3 separate regions of the Mus musculus genome follow, and regions 1 and 3 are each linked to region 2. A link is a loop called in an ENCODE intact Hi-C map of the cell type or tissue named here. Cell type or tissue: left cerebral cortex. All regions are shown on one strand. Each heading gives the region's core, and the rest is flanking DNA. Links, peaks and the distances in the headings are about the cores only.

What was found. A loop is a pair of places that touch in the nucleus more often than their neighbours do. Peaks named below come from ENCODE experiments on the same cell type or tissue, not always from the same donor. Only the 100,000 strongest peaks of a DNase experiment are listed, where the experiment ranks them.
Region 1: it touches region 2 in a loop (5-fold over the local background); 26 of 42 quality-filtered maps call a loop at or near these places.
Region 3: a loop joins it to region 2, with 2.7 times the contacts of the local background. A loop is called at or near these places in 15 of 42 quality-filtered maps.

The regions. Positions count from the first base shown.
Region 1 is chr7:45,466,752-45,472,245 of GRCm38, forward strand. It overlaps Bax (BCL2-associated X protein), which reads right to left and starts at 147. Exons shown (of 6, transcript NM_007527.3): 1 at 1-147. The coding sequence starts at 24. In left cerebral cortex, for the core only: a CTCF peak has its summit at 4,305 (motif pointing right); DNase peaks (open chromatin) are centred at 138 and 4,317; H3K4me3 peaks cover 667 bases; H3K27ac peaks cover 695 bases.
Region 2 is chr7:45,558,064-45,564,161 of GRCm38, forward strand. Hsd17b14 (hydroxysteroid (17-beta) dehydrogenase 14) reads left to right here. Exons shown (of 9, transcript NM_025330.3): 5 at 1,318-1,409; 6 at 4,852-4,956. Among named protein-coding and RNA genes, the nearest start is that of Hsd17b14, 6.2 kb to the left of the region's middle. In left cerebral cortex, for the core only: a CTCF peak has its summit at 3,378 (motif pointing left); DNase peaks (open chromatin) are centred at 3,382 and 3,992.
Region 3 is chr7:45,449,078-45,454,571 of GRCm38, forward strand. It overlaps Gys1 (glycogen synthase 1, muscle), which reads left to right. Exons shown (of 16, transcript NM_030678.3): 13 at 2,486-2,581; 14 at 2,674-2,837. Among named protein-coding and RNA genes, the nearest start is that of Ftl1, 8.1 kb to the right of the region's middle. In left cerebral cortex, for the core only: a CTCF peak has its summit at 2,403 (motif pointing right); DNase peaks (open chromatin) are centred at 2,454 and 2,706; H3K4me3 peaks cover 1,155 bases; H3K27ac peaks cover 835 bases.

The DNA.
Region 1 (5,494 bases), core at 1-5,000, 92 kb before region 2:
AAGCTGCTCCCCGGACCCGTCCATCACTGCCGCTGCCTCTCGCCGGGTGCGCCCCGGCGGCTGCGGCGCACCACGGTCACGTGACTGATCGTGGACGTGCGGCCCTCACGTGGGTGCCCCGCAACATGGCCTCCGCCCCGCAGGACTAGTCACGTGATCATCATCGCTCGCTGCAGGGGCGGGGCCGCGGGTACTAAATGAACGCATGCGCGGATCGACCTTAATCCGAACTGATGCCCAGAGTTGGTTGTTTCCCCCCCCGCCCCCATTATTTCTTCTTCCCATAGATTCATGGTAGAGAGCACTAAGGAGGTTAAAGCAGAATTGCCGCAAGTTCAAAGCTTGCCTGGGATATGCTTGTCATCCCAGCATTGAGAGGCTGAGGCAGGACGGGAGTATTGCCTCGAGCTCAAAACCAACCTGCACTATAAGAGATTGCTCCAATCTGGGGAGAAAAAAAAAAAAACCAGTTGACCAGAGTGATGGTCCATACCTCTGATAGAGTGAAGCAAGAAGATTGCTAAAGAGTTCGAGGCAAACCTGGATAAAATAGTTTGAGTCCAAGCTGCACCATTAAGTAAGAATCTATCTCAAAACACAAAAACAGGCTGTACGTGGTGGCTACAACATCTTTAATTTCAGCCTTGGGAACTACAAGCAAGCAGATGCCTGTGAAATTGAGACATCCTAGAAGCAGTCCTTCTAGGCTCCGCCCCATAGTTACCTGGCAACAGTCAGGTATGCCTAGCCTACTATATAAGGACTGTTTGCCCCCTCCTCGCTCTCCTGCTCACTTACTTACTTGTCTTATTCTCTTACTTCCTGCCCCTTCTCTCCCTGCCCTGTTTCTCCTTCTCTCCTCTTCCCCGCCTTCCAGGTGTTCCTGGAGGGCCTCTTCTCTCTCCACTACTTCTCCTCCCCTCCTTTCTCTCTCTCTCCTCCTTTCCCAACTCTACTTCCCATGTCCTAAATAAACTCTATTCCATACTACATCATCTGGTGCTACATACTACATGGCCGGTACTTCAGGAGGAAGGGATTTCTCAGTGATGGGCCCTCTGAGGTACCCTTCTCACCTCACCATACCTCACTCATACCTTACAAAACACAAGTCTACATAGCAAGTGACAGGTCAATTAAGTTAGATACTGAGATCCTTAATCAAAACAAGAAACCGGGAGGAAGATGGGAGTTGCAAAGAGACCCTGGTATGGTGGCCCATACCTGTAACCCCAGAACATGGAAACCTATGAAGAATTGCTGTGAATCTGAAGCCAGCCTAGGATGCCAAGCAAAAGGAAGAGGAGGAGGAGGAAGGAGAAGAGGAGGAAGAAGAAAAAAGAGTCAGATGGTGGTTGTGTATGCTTTTAATCCCAGCCCTCAGAACGCAGGAAGGTAGATCTCTGAGTTCGAGGTCAGCCTGGACTACAAAGCCAGTTCCAGGACAGCCATGGCTACTTAGAGAAACCCTGGTTTGGAAAAAAAAAAAAAAAGAAGAGAAAGAAAAAAAAGAGAAGAAGGAGGAAGAGGAGGAATAATGTGAAGTAGCAGCAGGCCAGGACAGACACTCTGGAGTTTTCTAGCAGGAATTTATCAGTCTTCTGAGGGTGTCTGAGACCTGAGACCCAGGGGAAGTTTTGAGCAGGGGAAGGGTAGAGTTATCTGGGTGTCAGAAAGTCTCTTGGCTTGAGTCCTCTGTTGAAAAAGCTCTGAAAGCACCCAGAGTTTTTGTTTGTTATTTGAAACAGCTTCTGTGTAGCCCTGGCTGTCCTGAAACTCAGTCTGTAGACCAAACTGGCCTCGAACATAGAGAACTGCCTGCCTCTTCTTCTGTGTGGGGATTGAAGGTGTGCACCACCACGGGCAGCTCTCCTTTTTCTTTTCTTTTCCCTTCTTTTCTTTTCTTTTCTTTTCTTTTCTTTTCTTTTCTGTTTTGGTGGGTTTTTTGAGACAGGGTTTCTCTGTATAGCCCTGGCTATCCTGGAACTCACTTTGTAGACCAGGCTGGCCTCGAACTCCGAAATCCGCCTGCCTCTGCCTCCCCAGTGCTGGGATTAAAGGCGTGTGCCACCACACCCGGCTTTCTTTTCTCTTCTTTTCTTTTCTTTTCTTTTCTCTTTTTTTAACCACTGGGTTTTATTATGCTTCACAGCACTGTAATTAATTTTGTGTGCAGTGTTTTCGTTCATTGCTGGTGGCTCTCACCTACCTTGGTTTCCCAAGAAGACTGTATTCATTTGTTCTCAATTCCCTAGAAACTAGCACACTGCTTGACACATGGTGATCTCCAAATGTATCCTTTAATGCCTGGCTGATGTACTAGAGACAGTGGCTGCCTTTGAAACTCAAGTCTTCTCAGAAGTCAGATATGTCCCTGGGCCTTGAGAGGTGTTTCACATGAAAATCAATCAATCAACATAGCTGGGCATTGCGGTGCATGGTTTGAAACCTAGCACACAGGAGGGAGATGCAGGACCATCTCTCTGAGTTCAAGGACAGCCAGAGCAGGAACGTCACACCAGCAGGGCCTAGCCACATCACATCCATAGTCAACAGCAAAGTGTGGTGAATGAATGTATCCAGGTCAATGCTGAGTTTACTTTCTCCACTCCTACATAGTCCAGAAGTCCCTGCCTAGGGAATGGAGTCACCCACAGTGGGCTGAGACTTGGCGCTTCAATCAACAAAGATAATTCCCACAAACAAGCCAACCTAATCTAGACTTTCTTCCCTTCATACCCTTTTCCTAGCCAGGTGTGGTGGTGCACACCTTTAGTTCCAGCACTCGGGAGGCAGAGGCAGGCAGATCTCTGTGAGTTGAAGGCCAAACCAGTCTCCATTGTGAGTTCTAGGATAGCCAGGCTGTTACACAGAGAAGTCTGGTCTCTAAAACCTGCCCTTCCCCCAAAGGATACTCTTCCTAGGTGATTCTAGGCTTTATCTAATTAACAACGATAAAAATCACAGCACAGGGGGCTAGTGAGATGGCTCAGTGGGTAAGAGCACCCGACTGTTCTTCCGAAGGTCCAGAGTTCAAATCCCAGCAACCACATGGTGGCTCACAACCATCCGTAACGAGATCTAACTCCCTCTTCTGGGGTGTCTGAAGACAGCTACAGTGTACTTACATATAATAAATAAATAAATCTTTAAAAAAAAAAAATCACAGCACAAAAGAGGCCCTAGTTTTTATGCATGTATTATTGCAATCCAGCCTGGCTCTCAAACGTGTGACCTGTACTTTACCAAGTAAGCCTTCTCCCTATCCTTGTCTTCTCTGTGGTGTGTGTACACGTGTAGTGACAATTGTGGAATTTTGGCTGCGTTAAAAAACACAAGCCGGGGGCTGGTGAGATGGCTCAGTGGGTAAGAGCACCCGACTGCTCTTCCGAAGGTCCAGAGTTCAAATCCCAGCAACCAAATGGTGGCTCACAACCATCTGTAACATGATCTGACTCCCTTTTCTGGTGTGTCTGAAGACAGCAACAGTGTACTTACATATAATAATAAATAAATCTTAAAAAAAAAAAAAACACAAGCCGGGTGTGGTGGCACACGCCTTTAATCCCAGCACTGGGGGGGGTGGGGTGGGGGGGGGAGCAGAGGCAGGCGTATCTCTGAGTTCGAGGCCAGCCTGGTCTACAGAGTGAGTTTCAGGACAGCCAGGTCTACACAGGTCTCGTAAAACCAAAAAGCAAACAAACAAACAAACAAAACAAAAAACAAAAAAACCCACAGAAATATTTCAAGAATATGTTTTCATTTTAATCTCAAGGATGGGGTATGAGGCTCCTTTAGATCGTGTGGGGATTTTTAAGAGGGTCTATAAATGCTTGAGGCCTGAGAGGTAGGGTGGGTTGTTGATTGCTGATGGTCACAGCTTATTAAGTAGTCGTGCACAAAAAAAGGAACAAGAAGAAATTAGATATCCTGACATCGCAGATCAAATTTGAGTCTCTGATTCTCTGGTCTCCACCTCCCAAGTGCTAGCACACACCTTTATGCATAGTTTATAAAGTTCTGAGGACTGGGCCCAGGGCTCAGTTGTGTGCTAGGCAGGAACTCTACCAACTGACCTTCATCTCAGCCCCAAGTTTCCCATTTTCATGCCTTGACTGAGCTAGCATTGAGCCTCATGAGGAAGATATGACATCCAAAGTATAGTTGTCATCAGGACAATGGTTATTCGCCACCATAATAGAAGTTAAAAGGCAAAACACTGAATTGGAAGGTGTGGTTTTAGTTAAAGGTCTGTTTTATTTTTAGTTAATACATATGTACACGAGTGCAGTGCCCACCAAAACCAGAAGAGGGTGCCAGATTCTCTCCAACTGAAGTTAGCTCTGTAAGCCAGACTGATGTTCTCTTTAGAACAACCAGTGCTCTTAACTGCCGAGATGTCTTTCCAGCCCAAAGTTCTGTATTTTTGTTAAAGCTGAAACTATCCCATTGAAGCACTTCCAAGCAGGATGTAGTACACTTAGTATCTCTGTTTCCTGATAAGGAGACATCAGCCAGTTGAGAGGACATTGAAGAATGTAGTTTAGGCTCTGTGACCCACACACTTGCTCTGCTGTGGGCACTCACACAGGCTGTGAACTCCAGCACTCACATCCACAATTTGTTTGTTTTTTGAGACACGAGACAGGGTTTCTCTGTGCGGCCCTGGCTGTCCAGGGACTTCCTCTGTAGACCAGGCTGGCGCAGACCTCCACCTGCCTCTGGGATTAAAGTTGTGTGATACCATATCACCCAACATCACACCCAGACTTAATCAGTCCCAAGCAAGGGAAGCAAGCTCAAGGAAAGAGCAAGCATGATGGAGCTACCCTGGCAATATTAGTCACCAGGTATTCCAGATTTCTTCAAGGCCACTTTGGGTCTCTCATAGTAGGGTAACAGGTCGGTGGAAAATCACCCTGCCTCTGACCTGTCCCCGAACCAAGGACTTGGAAATCTTTACCCCATGACTCAGGGTTAATGGCCAAGCAATAATCCTGGCTAATCTGTACATCACCACTAGTGCACTGTGCATGCTCTGAAGACCCTACCCAAGCCTGCCCCTCTGCCCAGCCCAGGGCTGTCTCTGTTCTGGTCAGAGGTAGCTGCCGTTGTGGGTTTCTCCCCAAGAATCCTGTGTGAGGAGGAGTGTTGCATGGTATGACTGAGGTTCCCCTTGGCTCCCCATCACCCAGGTACCCTTGCACCAGGAAGCTCTTTCATTCATTCTTTCCAAAGAAGCAGCCTGGTGAGGCTGAGGCTGGACAGACAGGGTTAGGGGTTAACAGAGAAAACAAAGGCAAGATGACTTTCAGGAGCCCAGATGTCAGGGGCTGTGTGGGAACAAGAAGCAACTTTGGAACTCATGGAAAATGGCCCAGTGGTTAGCGTAATCACCGCAGGTGTGCCTGGGAGAGGCAGGGTCCCAAGGACTCCATGCTCTGAGGACTTGACTCTCTTATGGAGTTTCTCTCTGCTTGTTGCCCTTGAGGTC
Region 2 (6,098 bases), core at 630-5,629:
TGTGTATTCACAATCAAGCATACACTCATGCATAGTACTTGTGTGGTGTTCAGTGCAACTTGAGGAATTCGGTTCTCTCTTCCCGCCATGTGGGGTGGAGCTCGGGTCATCAGGCTTGGCAGTAAGTAAGAGCACAGCTGAACCATCTCAGCAGTCCCTCCTCTGAACCTCAGTTTACCCCTCCCCAGGCACAGCCCTCTCCCTCCTGTTGTGTGTGTGTGTGTGTACTTGCATGTATGTCTGATCACCCCTTGCATGTCTGGTGCCTTCAGAGAGCAGAAGAAGGAGTTGGATCCCCTGGAACTGGAGTTACGGACAGTTCTGAGCTACCACGTGGGTGCTGGGAATTGAACCTAGTTCTCTGGAAAAGCAGCCGGTGCGGTGCGGTGCGGTGCGGTGCGGTGCGGTGCGGTGCGGTGCAGTGCGGTGCTCATAACCGCAAGCCGTCTCTCCAGCCTTCCTTAACACAGAGCTCACCCTCAGTCCTTGCTTTTTCTGCTGTGCGCTCAGGCTGTGCTCTCCACATCTCCGTGCCTCAGTTTCCATCTCTGATATGAGAACCATTCCCCTTTCTGTTGGGGATGCTGTAGTCAGTCCATAAAGGAGGTCAAACTGTCCCTTAGGATGTTCCCAGAGCCTGGGCAGTGCCTGCCTTGCTGAAGGCTGATGGCCCCAGGGCCTTGATGGTGAAAAGGACAACCCAGGTGCACTTTACCAGACTCTGTGGTGTGGCACTCTGGGAAATCTTCATCAGCCCAACAGCTGTACTATAGAACAGCCAGTCCCCATGGCAACGAAGGCTCAGGGAACACCTAGGGCCCTCTTGAATTCCCTCCAAAGATGGATGTGAAGAGGACAGTCCCTTGGCCACTGGGCTCCCATCTTAGCTGCTTCACATCACAATAAAGACTCAGAGTTGCCAGAAGCTCACCCTTAACTTACCCTTGTCCTCCTTTCCTTAGGCTGATGTTTATTCAACACCCGCAACGAACCACATTCCGTTATGGGGAGTGGTGTCTAAGCAGGGAAATTCACCTTCCACAGTGAGGAGAACAGATACTGGCTGGGGGGCTGGGGAGCTGGGGCCTGGCTCAACGGTAGAGCACCTACCCACAATTCCCCTTGAGTCCTAGAATGAATGACAGGCACGGGCCAGAATGCCCTGTTCTGCAGAGGCTGTGCAGCCTCCTCCCTTGGCTTTCTCCCTTGCCTTTGCCCTCCTTCCTCTAACCCCATCGTCCCTGCCCTCCCTCCCTCCCTCCCTCCCTCCCTCCCTCCCACCTTCCTGTCCTGGCCTCATCCTCTCCTTCCCTTTAGACCCACCTGCACAGCTGCCCGAGGAGACCTCTGCCCAGGGCTTCCGTCAGCTTCTGGAGGTGAACCTGCTGGGGACATACACCTTGATCAAGGTGAGACAGGCACAGCTGCAGTAGCTGTGTGCCCTTCAGTCCACCACACGCACATTGCTTTGTGCCCCTGGCTTCCTGTCTTTATTATAATACAGCCGTTTTCAGTCAGTGGGTTGTAACCCCTTTGGAACTAAAGATCCTTTTACAAGGGGTTGCCTAAGACCTCCAGAAAACAGATATTTACATTAAGATTCATAAGTGCAGTTGTAAAGTAGCAAGAAAGATAAGAGCCAGGCGTGGTGGCACATGCCTTTAATTCCAACACTCCGGAGGCAGAGGCCGGCAGATTTCTGAGTTCGAGGCCAGCCTGGTCTACAAAGTGGTGCCAGGACAGACAGGGCTACACAGAGAAACCCTGTCTCAAAAAAAAAAAAGAAAAAGAAAGAAAGAAAAGAAAGATAAGTTTATGGTTTTATGGTTGGGGGGGTCACTACAACATAAGGGGTGCAGCATCAGGAAGGTTGAGAATCAGGGTCTCGAAAGACACCGACCATCCTAGGTATGAGACAGACACAGTCCTCGTCCATCTGGGAAGCTACAGCCTCCTCACTATCTCCCAGAGCTTTCTAGGTTTGCTTTTGGGTAACAAAGAAGATGGTAAGAATCCAAAGATGAACCAGGCTGTGATGGGCTGGAGCAAGTGGGACTGGAGAGAGCAGGGCTGGAGAGAGAAGAAAAAGTGTCTGAAGACAGCTACAGTGTACTTACATATAATACATAAATAAAATTAAAAAAAAAAAAAAGCTCCTAGCGCTTAGAAGGCAGAGGCAGGCAGATCTCTGGGTCTCAGGCCAGCCTGGTCTACAGAGAACGTTTCAGGACAGCCAGGGCTACATAGAGAAACCCTGAGTTGAAAACAAAGAGAAAGGAAGGAAGGAAGAACCGGAAGGCGGGGCTGGGGCTCAGCTGGCAGAAGGTTTGCTCAGCAGCTTGTCGCTCTAGCTTGGATTTCCAGCGCCATGCCTGACGGTGCAACCTATGATCCCAGGAGATGGAGGAGGTGGAGGGGTCAGGAGTTCAAGGTCAATCTTGGCTACGGATTGAGGAAGGAAAAGAAGAAGGCAGGTTGTCTGTGGCCTAGGAGAGTCAGTAAGAATATTGGCTGCTGCTGATAGGCAGAGAGGGGTGGGTGGAGATGGTGTTACTGTGTCTAAAGGATCCAGTTTTTGTTTCAGGAGCGATAGGGAGCCATGGAAGGTGGATGAGCAAGAAAGTGATGGGAACTTCCTAATCATGTTCTAGAATGTTCCATGCCACACGCACTGACCAGCCCCAGCAGAATGGAAATCTCTCCCTCTGTCTTGTTTCTGTGGGCAACAGGCGTTGGTCTGTAGAGTGAGTTCCGGGACAGCCAGGGCTACATAGTGAGACTCTGTCTCCAAAACGCCACAAAAGAGAGGGATGTGTATAGGAGATATTTGGGACAGGAAGGGTTGTACTGTGTCCCTAGCATGCGGGAGGTGCTTAACAAAGGGCGCTGGGGAGTTCCCCTCAGCAGACTGGTCCGGTGAATGCCCTGGGGGAGGGGACACAGAGTTCTTCCACGTGCCTGTTTTCACCCTCAGAAAGTCAGCAAAGTAGATGCTCATGAGTGGGGATCAAGAGGTCCCCAGAGTCCCTGAGGTGGCTTTAGAAGTTGCTGGTTGGAATGGCCCAAGTGTCCCCTACCTGACTGGAAGCTTATTCAGTTGGTCGAAGAGCAGGCTCTGCATGCTTGAGTTTGGATCCCAGCATCTGTGCTTGTAATCTTAACCCTCGCTGGAGAAGCAGAGACTGGTGGGTCCCCAGAGCTCACTCGCCAACCCGCCTGCCAGAATTGATGAGCTTCAGATTCAGTGAAAGACCTTATCTTAAAACGGTAGACAGGCTTTGGGGAGACGGCTCACCTGTTAAGAGCATTGGACGCTTCAGGAGAACCTGGGGTCTAGTCCCAGAACTCTCCGTTTTTGAGGATCTGATGCCCTCTTCTGGCCTGCACAGGCACTGCACACATGTGGTTCCCAGACATACATGCAGGGAAAACACCCATGCATATAAACTAAAATAAAGATGTGAGTCGCTTGCATCCCACGCGCAACACAAACATTTGGGAGAACCTGGTTCGGGTTAGAGTAAACTGGAATAAGATAGAAGCTGGGTTAGGTGGTGAAAGCAGGGGCCCTCTGCAGCTGCCTAGAGTCACATCGGGAGATTGTCAGCCAGGGACATACCCAGGAAAGAGTCAGGGGAGTGGGACAAATATTAATTGAATAATAGCTCTGGACCTGGTTCAGGGAAGAGAGTAGGCAAGGGGCCTATCAGAGACTGCCATTACGGAAGGTGGAGAGGGTGTAAAGCTGACTGGCATAAGGGAGAGGGTGGGCGGGTGGTTCCAGAGTGTAAGGAAGAATGTGTGTGAGGTGCGAGAGGGACCTTCCCCTGAGGAGAGCAGAGAACCCCCATCGCAGAGCTGGGTTCAGACACTTCAGAGTCCTCTGAACGTCTCCTGTGTTTATGGCTTTTGACTTCCTGAGATCCAGCCGCACTTACTGTCTGTCGCTGGTCCCTTTAAGAGGAGAAGAGGGGCCCCAGTGGGCAGGGCTCCCTGTACTGGAGATGTTCTCACTATTGCAATATCAGTTACAGGACCAGAGGGCATGTGACTACCATGACAGTCCCCAGGGATCTCTTATTCCAAGGCAAACTGAGGAGAGTGTGTGGCCTGTGTGGCTTTCTCTGCAGGGAGTGGTCCAGGCAAGAGGCTCTGAAGTTGCAGTGTTGAAGATGGCACGGAGGAAGGGGGGAAGGGTGGATTTGGGGGGTGAACCACAGTAGGGATCCTCTTAGGTTCCTGTTCCAGGAGCCTCCTGAGGACCTACTCAGTGCTCAGTCATGTGTCCTGGGAACAGCGCCAGTGCCCACAGCAGTGGAGAACAGACTGGGCGTAGGGAAGTCATACAGGGAGGGGGCTCCAGAGAGCTGCAGGAGGTGGCAGGAAGCGGGACACATCCTGAGGCTTTCCCTGCATCATGCAAGGCATGATCACAGAGTTCTTTGTACAGCCCAGACACACCATCTCTCTCCCCCGAGTAAAACACTTCCTCCTAGTTGGGCTGAAGAGGCAGGGTTCTGTATGGTGTCTAGGTTTTCCTAGCTTGATGAGGACTGGAGATGGAATAGCAGATGAAGGGAGATAAAAGTCACAGAGACAGACAGACAGACAGACAGACAGACAGACAGACAGACAGACAGACACACACACACACACACACACACACACACACACACACACACACAGATCCCTTGATCCCTTGCAGAGGTGCTCAGACATACCATAGATGTGCCCCTATGCCTGTGCTCATTGAGATCCACTCACTAGACAGTGGTCACAGTCCCACACTTGAGGATGTTGGTGGCTGTTCTCCAGGACCAGTTGCAAATGACTGATCTATCCTCCCCATAGCTTGCCCTCCCCCACCTGCGGAAGAGCAGAGGGAACATCATCAACATCTCCAGCTTGGTCGGGGCCATCGGCCAGTCCCAGGCCCTTACCTACGTGGCCACCAAGGTAGGCCAGCCCCTCTTCTCTCCTGTCCTCTTGTAAGGGTTACAGCTCTGAGGGGAAAGGTAACCCTGCAGTTGATGTAGGGTAACAGCTTGGATGGTAAGCTATCCTGATGGTCAGGATCCTCCCTCTGCTCTGGTGAGAAGCAGGAGAGAACTGGGCAGAAGATGGGGTTTATGTAGAATTTCTTGCGGGAGATTTTCCGGGGTGGGGATTGGTGCGATTTCAAGTTGAGAGTTCGTTTCTACTCTGTAGGGATGGGGCTGGGCTAGATCCCACTGTTTAGGGCAGTTAGACTGTCCTTTGGGTGGGGCCTGGCATTTGGGGGACCTCAGGAGAGATGTGACCACTCACCTGCCTGTCTTGCCTGTAGGGGCTTACACCTTTCCTAGCTATTTGGGTTTCAGCTTTCAGCTTTGAGCCTACAATCCACCTCCTCTTTCTTTCTTTCTTTCTTTCTTTCTTTCTTTCTTTCTTTCTTTCTTTCTTTCTTTCTTTCTTTCTTGAACTCACTTTGTAGACCAGGCTGGCCTCAAACTCAGAAATCTACCTGCCTCTGCCTCCCATGTGCTGGGATTAAAGGCATGAGCCACCACTGCCCGGCTTATTTTTTAAAATAATTTATATTCTCTCTGTCTCTGTCTCTCTCTGTGTCTCTGTCTCTCTTTCTCTCTCTGTCTCTCTCTCTCTGTCTATCTCTATCTCTCTGTCTCTCTCTCTCTGTCTGTCTCTGTCTCTTTCTGTCTCTCTCTTTCTCTTTCTCTCTCTGTGTGTGTGTGTGTGTGTGTGTGTGGGTGTGGGTGTGGGTGTGGGTGGTAGTGGTCATAGAACAACTTGCAGGAGTCAGCTCTCCGCTACCACGTGGGTCTCAGGAACAGAATCAGGAACCTGGGCTTGGCAGCAAACACCCTTCCTTATCCTCACCAGTCAGATTGTATTTATTTTATTTATTTTATTTAATAATCTTTGAGACAGAGTGTCTCTGTATAGCCCTGGCTGTCCTGAAACTGTACAGCAGGCAGGCATTGAACTCAGAGTGCAGTAAAGTCATTAAAAACATACTTATTTATGTTTATTTTGAATATATGAGTGTTTTGCCTGCATGTGTGTATGGGGGCCTTTCTGGTTCATGCTGAGTTCAGAAG
Region 3 (5,494 bases), core at 1-5,000, 110 kb before region 2:
GACAGACACACTGACACACACACACACACAGACACACATACACAGACAGACACACTGACACACACACACATACACACACACACACACTCACACACAGACACACACACACACACACACACACACACACTCACACACACACACAGTAAGTTAATTAAGTTTCCTTACAGAGCTTGTGTGAGGGGTGAATGTGGGAAGGAGATGTTGGGAGGAGTGGCTAGAACCTCCAGAGAAGGTCTAACGTCCCCACCCCCACTTCTTTTTTAGTTCATTATTATGTTTATTCATTCATTTTCTAAATCTTTATTAATTTATTTATTGACTTTACATCCCAATTGCTGCTCCCCGCCCCGCCCCCACTCCTATGAGGGGGACATTAACAAGCAGGTCTTGGTTTTGAGAGTCACTTGCAAATCATTTTGCTCTGGTTAAAATGATAATAGAGCCAGGTGGTGGTGGTGCACGCCTTTAATTCCAGCACTTGGGAGGAAGAGGCAGGCAGGTCCATGAGTTCGAGGTCAGCCTGGTCTACAGAGTGAGTTCCAGGACAGCCAGGGGTACATAGAGAAACCATGTCTCAGAAAAAAAAAAAAAAAAAGTTGATAATGTTTGGGAAACTACCATGGGGTCTCTGTCTGCCAAGCTGAGCACCTGGCAGTCCTTACCTTAGCTCCCTGAACCTTGGAATCACACGCTGCTGCCATTGTATCTCACTCAGATCTTTCCTTACCACCAGTGGACACGGGCTGTGAGCTGGGTGTGGAGGCATACTGGGGAAGCCGAGGCAGGAGAGTTATCTATCATTCCACAGGCTGACTGAGCTACACAGTAAGACCCTGTCTCAAAAGCAAACCAACCAAAGAGCATGTGCACCTCTAATGATAACTGATGGGATGCAGAGGAGGAAGATTAGGAGTTCAAGGTCATCTTTGGCTACATAGTGGGCTCAGGGCCATCCTGAGCTACATAAGATTCTGTCTTTAAAAAGGGGGTGGGGCTGGAGAGATGGCTTAGCAACTAAGAATACTGTGTTCTAGAGGACCTAGATTTGCTGGGTATAGTTGCACATGCCTTTGATCCCTGTACCCAGGAGGCAGAGGCAGGTGGGCCTCTGTGAGTTCAAGGCCAAGCCTGGTCTACACAGTGGGCTCCAGGACAGCCAGAGCTATATAGTAAGACCTTGTCTCAAGAAAGACAAAAATAAGGGCTGGTGAGGTGGCTCAGCCGTTAAGAGAATTGACTGTTCTTCCAGAGGTCCTGAGTTCAATTCCCAGCAACCCCATGGTGGGGTTGTAATGGGAGCTGATACCCTCTTCTGGTGTGTGAAGACAGTGACAGTGTGCTCACATACATAAAATAAATAAATCTTTTAAAACAAACAAGCCGGGCATGGTGGTGCATGCCTTTAATCCCAGCACTCGGGAGGCAGAGGCAGGCGGATTTCTGAGTTCGAGGCCAGCCTGGTCTACAGAGTGAGTTCCAGGACAGCCCCAGGGCTATACAGAGAAACCCTGTCTCAACTCCCCCCAAAACAAACAAACAAAAAAACAAAGCCAAAAATAAAATAAAACAGCCATAAAAAACCCAGATTCAATTCCTAGCACCCATATGGCTGCTAACAGTCTAACTGTACTTCCAGGGGATCCAACACTCTTCTGGCCTCCACAGGTGCTTCATACACATGGCGCATGTATGTAGGCAAATCACCCATACCCATAAAAATTAAAAATTAATAAATCTTTGTTTGTTTGTTTGTTTTGTTTTTGTTTTTGTTTTTGGTTTTGGTTTATCAAGACAGGGTTTCTCTGTATAGCCCTGGCTATCCTGGAACTCACTTTGTAGACCAGGCTGGCCTCGAACTCAGAAATCTGCCTGCCTCTGCCTCCCGAGTGCTGGGATTAAAGGCATGCGCCACCACGCCCGGCTTCAAAATTAATAAATCTTTTTTTAAAAGATTTATTTATTTATTATATGTAAGTATACTCTAGCTGTCTTCAGACACTCCAGAAGACAGCGCCAGATCTCATTACAGGTGGTTGTGAGCCACCATATGGTTGCTGGGATTTGAACTCAGGACCTTCGGAAGAGCAGTCAGTGCTCTTAACCGCTGAGCCATCTCTCCAGCCCCAAAATTAATAAATCTTAAAACAATAACTACAACCAACCTCATGATCATGTCATAATCTAAAGCCGTGTCATGCACACACGAGCACACACACAGATACGAATCTTAACGCCGTGATGGTTAAGTAAAGTTATTTCTGTGAGCCAGCATTGGTTAGCGTTCCATAAATAAGTATCCTCTTTATCACAGGTTTCCGCAGATTCACTTTTCTAAGGCTCTTTGGTTCCTAGAAATGGGGGAGGCCCCTTGCGGGTGTAGCCAGGCGCGGTTGGTTTAGTTGCCAGCAGGTGGCGATGTAGAGCCATCTCTAACAGGGCAGGCTACTGAGTAGCCTTTTTTCCCCTCCCACCTTTGGTTCCTCAGCGGAGTGCACTGTCATGGGCATCCCCAGCATCTCCACCAACCTCTCCGGCTTTGGCTGCTTTATGGAGGAACACATCGCAGATCCCTCAGCTTACGGTCAGTGCAGAGGGAGGACAGAACATGGCGGGCGCTGGTCCCCATTTCAGACTCTTGTTATCGTTAACAAATCCTGATTCCTGCCTCTGTAGGCATTTACATTCTGGATCGGAGGTTCCGCAGCCTGGATGATTCATGCTCACAGCTCACCTCCTTCCTGTACAGCTTCTGCCAGCAGAGCCGGCGACAGCGCATCATCCAGCGGAACCGCACAGAACGGTTGTCGGACTTGCTAGATTGGAAGTACCTGGGCCGGGTATGACTGATTTCCTTTCCTAGGCCTCCTCTGGTTCTGTAGCCTTAAAGAATTGAGATAGGGCTGGGCGTGGTGCTGCATGCTTTAATCTCAGCCCTCAGAAGGCAGAGGCAGATGGATTTCTGTGAGTTCCTGGGCAGCCTGATCTACAGAGGGAATCCAGGACAGCTAGGACTCTGTTACACAAAGAAACCCTATCTTGAAAAATCAAAAAAGAGAGAGAAGATGGAGATAGCCTGATGTGGTGGTACAGAGCTCAGGAGACAGAGGCAACCTGGATACAAAGTAAGTTCCAGGACAGCCAGAGCTACATAGAGAAACAAAGAGGCTGGAAATAGATCAAAGTTTCCTGCTTATTGTAGTTGTTGTCTCTTTAAGCAAGTGATGTGAGGCTGAAGAAGACAGCTCAATGGTTCAAATCCCAGCACCCACATGGCAGCTCATAACTATGTGTAACTCCAAGATCTGACACTCTCACACAGACACACACACTGTCAAAACACCAATGCACAAAACAAACAAACAAACAAACAAACAAGCAAAAAAGAAACTGTTGTCAGAGCTAGAGACACAGCATTGGCTGCTCTTCCAGAAGACTAGGGTTCAGTTCCAGCACCCACATGGTGGCTCACAAACATCTGTAATTCCACTTCCAGCAGATTTGATATCCTCTTGGCTTCTGTGGGTACCAGACATACTTCTGATACCTAGAACACATGCAGATAAAACACTCATACACACATATTTTTTTTTAAATCCCAATATGATGATCCCTGTGATTTTAGCACTGGAAGGTAAAGATAAGAGAATACCTGGAGGAGCTGTCGAGATGGCCCAGAGGTTAAGAGCACTGACTGTTCTTCCAGAGGTCCTGAGTTCAAATCCCAGCAACCACATGGTGGCTCACAACCATCTGTAATGAGATCTGATGCCCTCTTATAGTGTACTCATACATAATAAATAAATAAGTCTTTTAAAAGAAGAAAAAGAGGATACTTGGGGCCAGGCAGTGGTGGTACCTAGCACTCTGGAAGCAAATCTCTGAGTTCAAGGCCAGCCTGATCTACATAGTGAGTTCAGTGACAGGCAAGGCTAGAAGGCAAGAAGCTCTGTCTCAGCAAACAAATAAATAAAAAAGAAAGAAAGAGCTAGGCGTGTTGGCGCACGCCTTTAATCGCAGCACTTGAGAGGCAGAGGCAGGTGGATTTCTGAGTTCAAGGCCAGCCTGGTCTATAAAGTGAGTTCCAGGACAGCTAAGACTACACAGAGAAACCCTGTCTCGAAAAACTGAAAGAAAGAAAGGAAGGAAGGAAGGAAGAAAGAAAGAAAGAAAGAAAGAAAGAAAGAAAGAAAGAAAGAAAGAAAAAAGGGGTACCTGGGATTCACTGGACAGCCAGCATCCTATTTATGGCAAGTCCCCGCCTCAAGAAACAAGGTGAAAGCCAGGTGTGGGGTTGTCTGCCTTTAATCCCAGCACTTTACAGGCATAGACTGTGAGTGCAAAGCCATCCTAGTCTACATAGCAAGACCTTGCCTCAAGGAAAAAAGGAAACAGAGAGAGAGACAGACAGACAGACAGAGAGACAGAGAAGCTGGAGAGATGGCTCAGTGTGTTTAGGAAGAGATCAGGCAGCACTCACATAACCTGGCATCTCAGAAACACTTGGAATTCCAGCTGCAAAAGACTGAATGTCATCTTCTAGTCCCCACACACAGGCACATGACAGCACACATCATATGTTCATATACATAAATAAATCTTACAAAACAAAATTCAGGATGAATTTTGCCTGAGAAATGACATCTGAAGTTGTTCTCTGGCCTCTGTATATAGACACATATACACACACACATACATGCACATACATACACACATACATGCACATACATACGCACATACATACATCAAAAATGAAAAGAGAGCAAGGTGTTAGAGTGCCCACCTTCAGTCTAAGCACTTGGAGACAGAGACAGGAGACAGGTGGGTCTCTGTGAGTTTGAGGCCAGCTTCTTTTACATTGCCAGGTCTGTAACAGCCAAGAGTACATAGATCCAGTCTCAAAAACAAAAAATAAATACATAAATGAATAAATAAATAAAAGATAAAAAAATCTAGAAATAGCATCTGGATAGAGTTCTCATTTGTGTGACCAAAAGAGTATTTGAGAATTCACCTGCCCTGTAGGAAGGTATGACTAGAGCATGGTCCATGCCTAGTTCACTTGGAACATTCACATTTGCACAGGAACATTTGCATAGGAGAGATGAGATAACTTTGCCCAGTGTGCTCATCTGTATAAAGGTATAGCAATTGGAGCCTGGCTCAAAGTTCAAAGCCAGCTAGGGGACACGTAGTAACATTCCCAACGCAAAACAGAAAATACAAGAAGGTGTGGCCATCGGTACCCACCAGCCCAGGTTTGTCATCCAGCTACTTGGAAGGATGAGGCAGGAAAGTCACCAGTGTTACCAAGTGAAGATTGCTGGGGACTCCAGCAGTGACGGGTGGAGAGCATGGCTCAGTGGTGGAGCAGGGGAGCTGGGCGTGCCTTTAGGTTTTAGACCCTTAACTATAATCCACCAGAGAAGTGGTTCAGTGGTAGAGACCCTGCCTCGTGTCCACCAGTAATGAGGGGTGTGTGGCTGGGCTTGTGTAG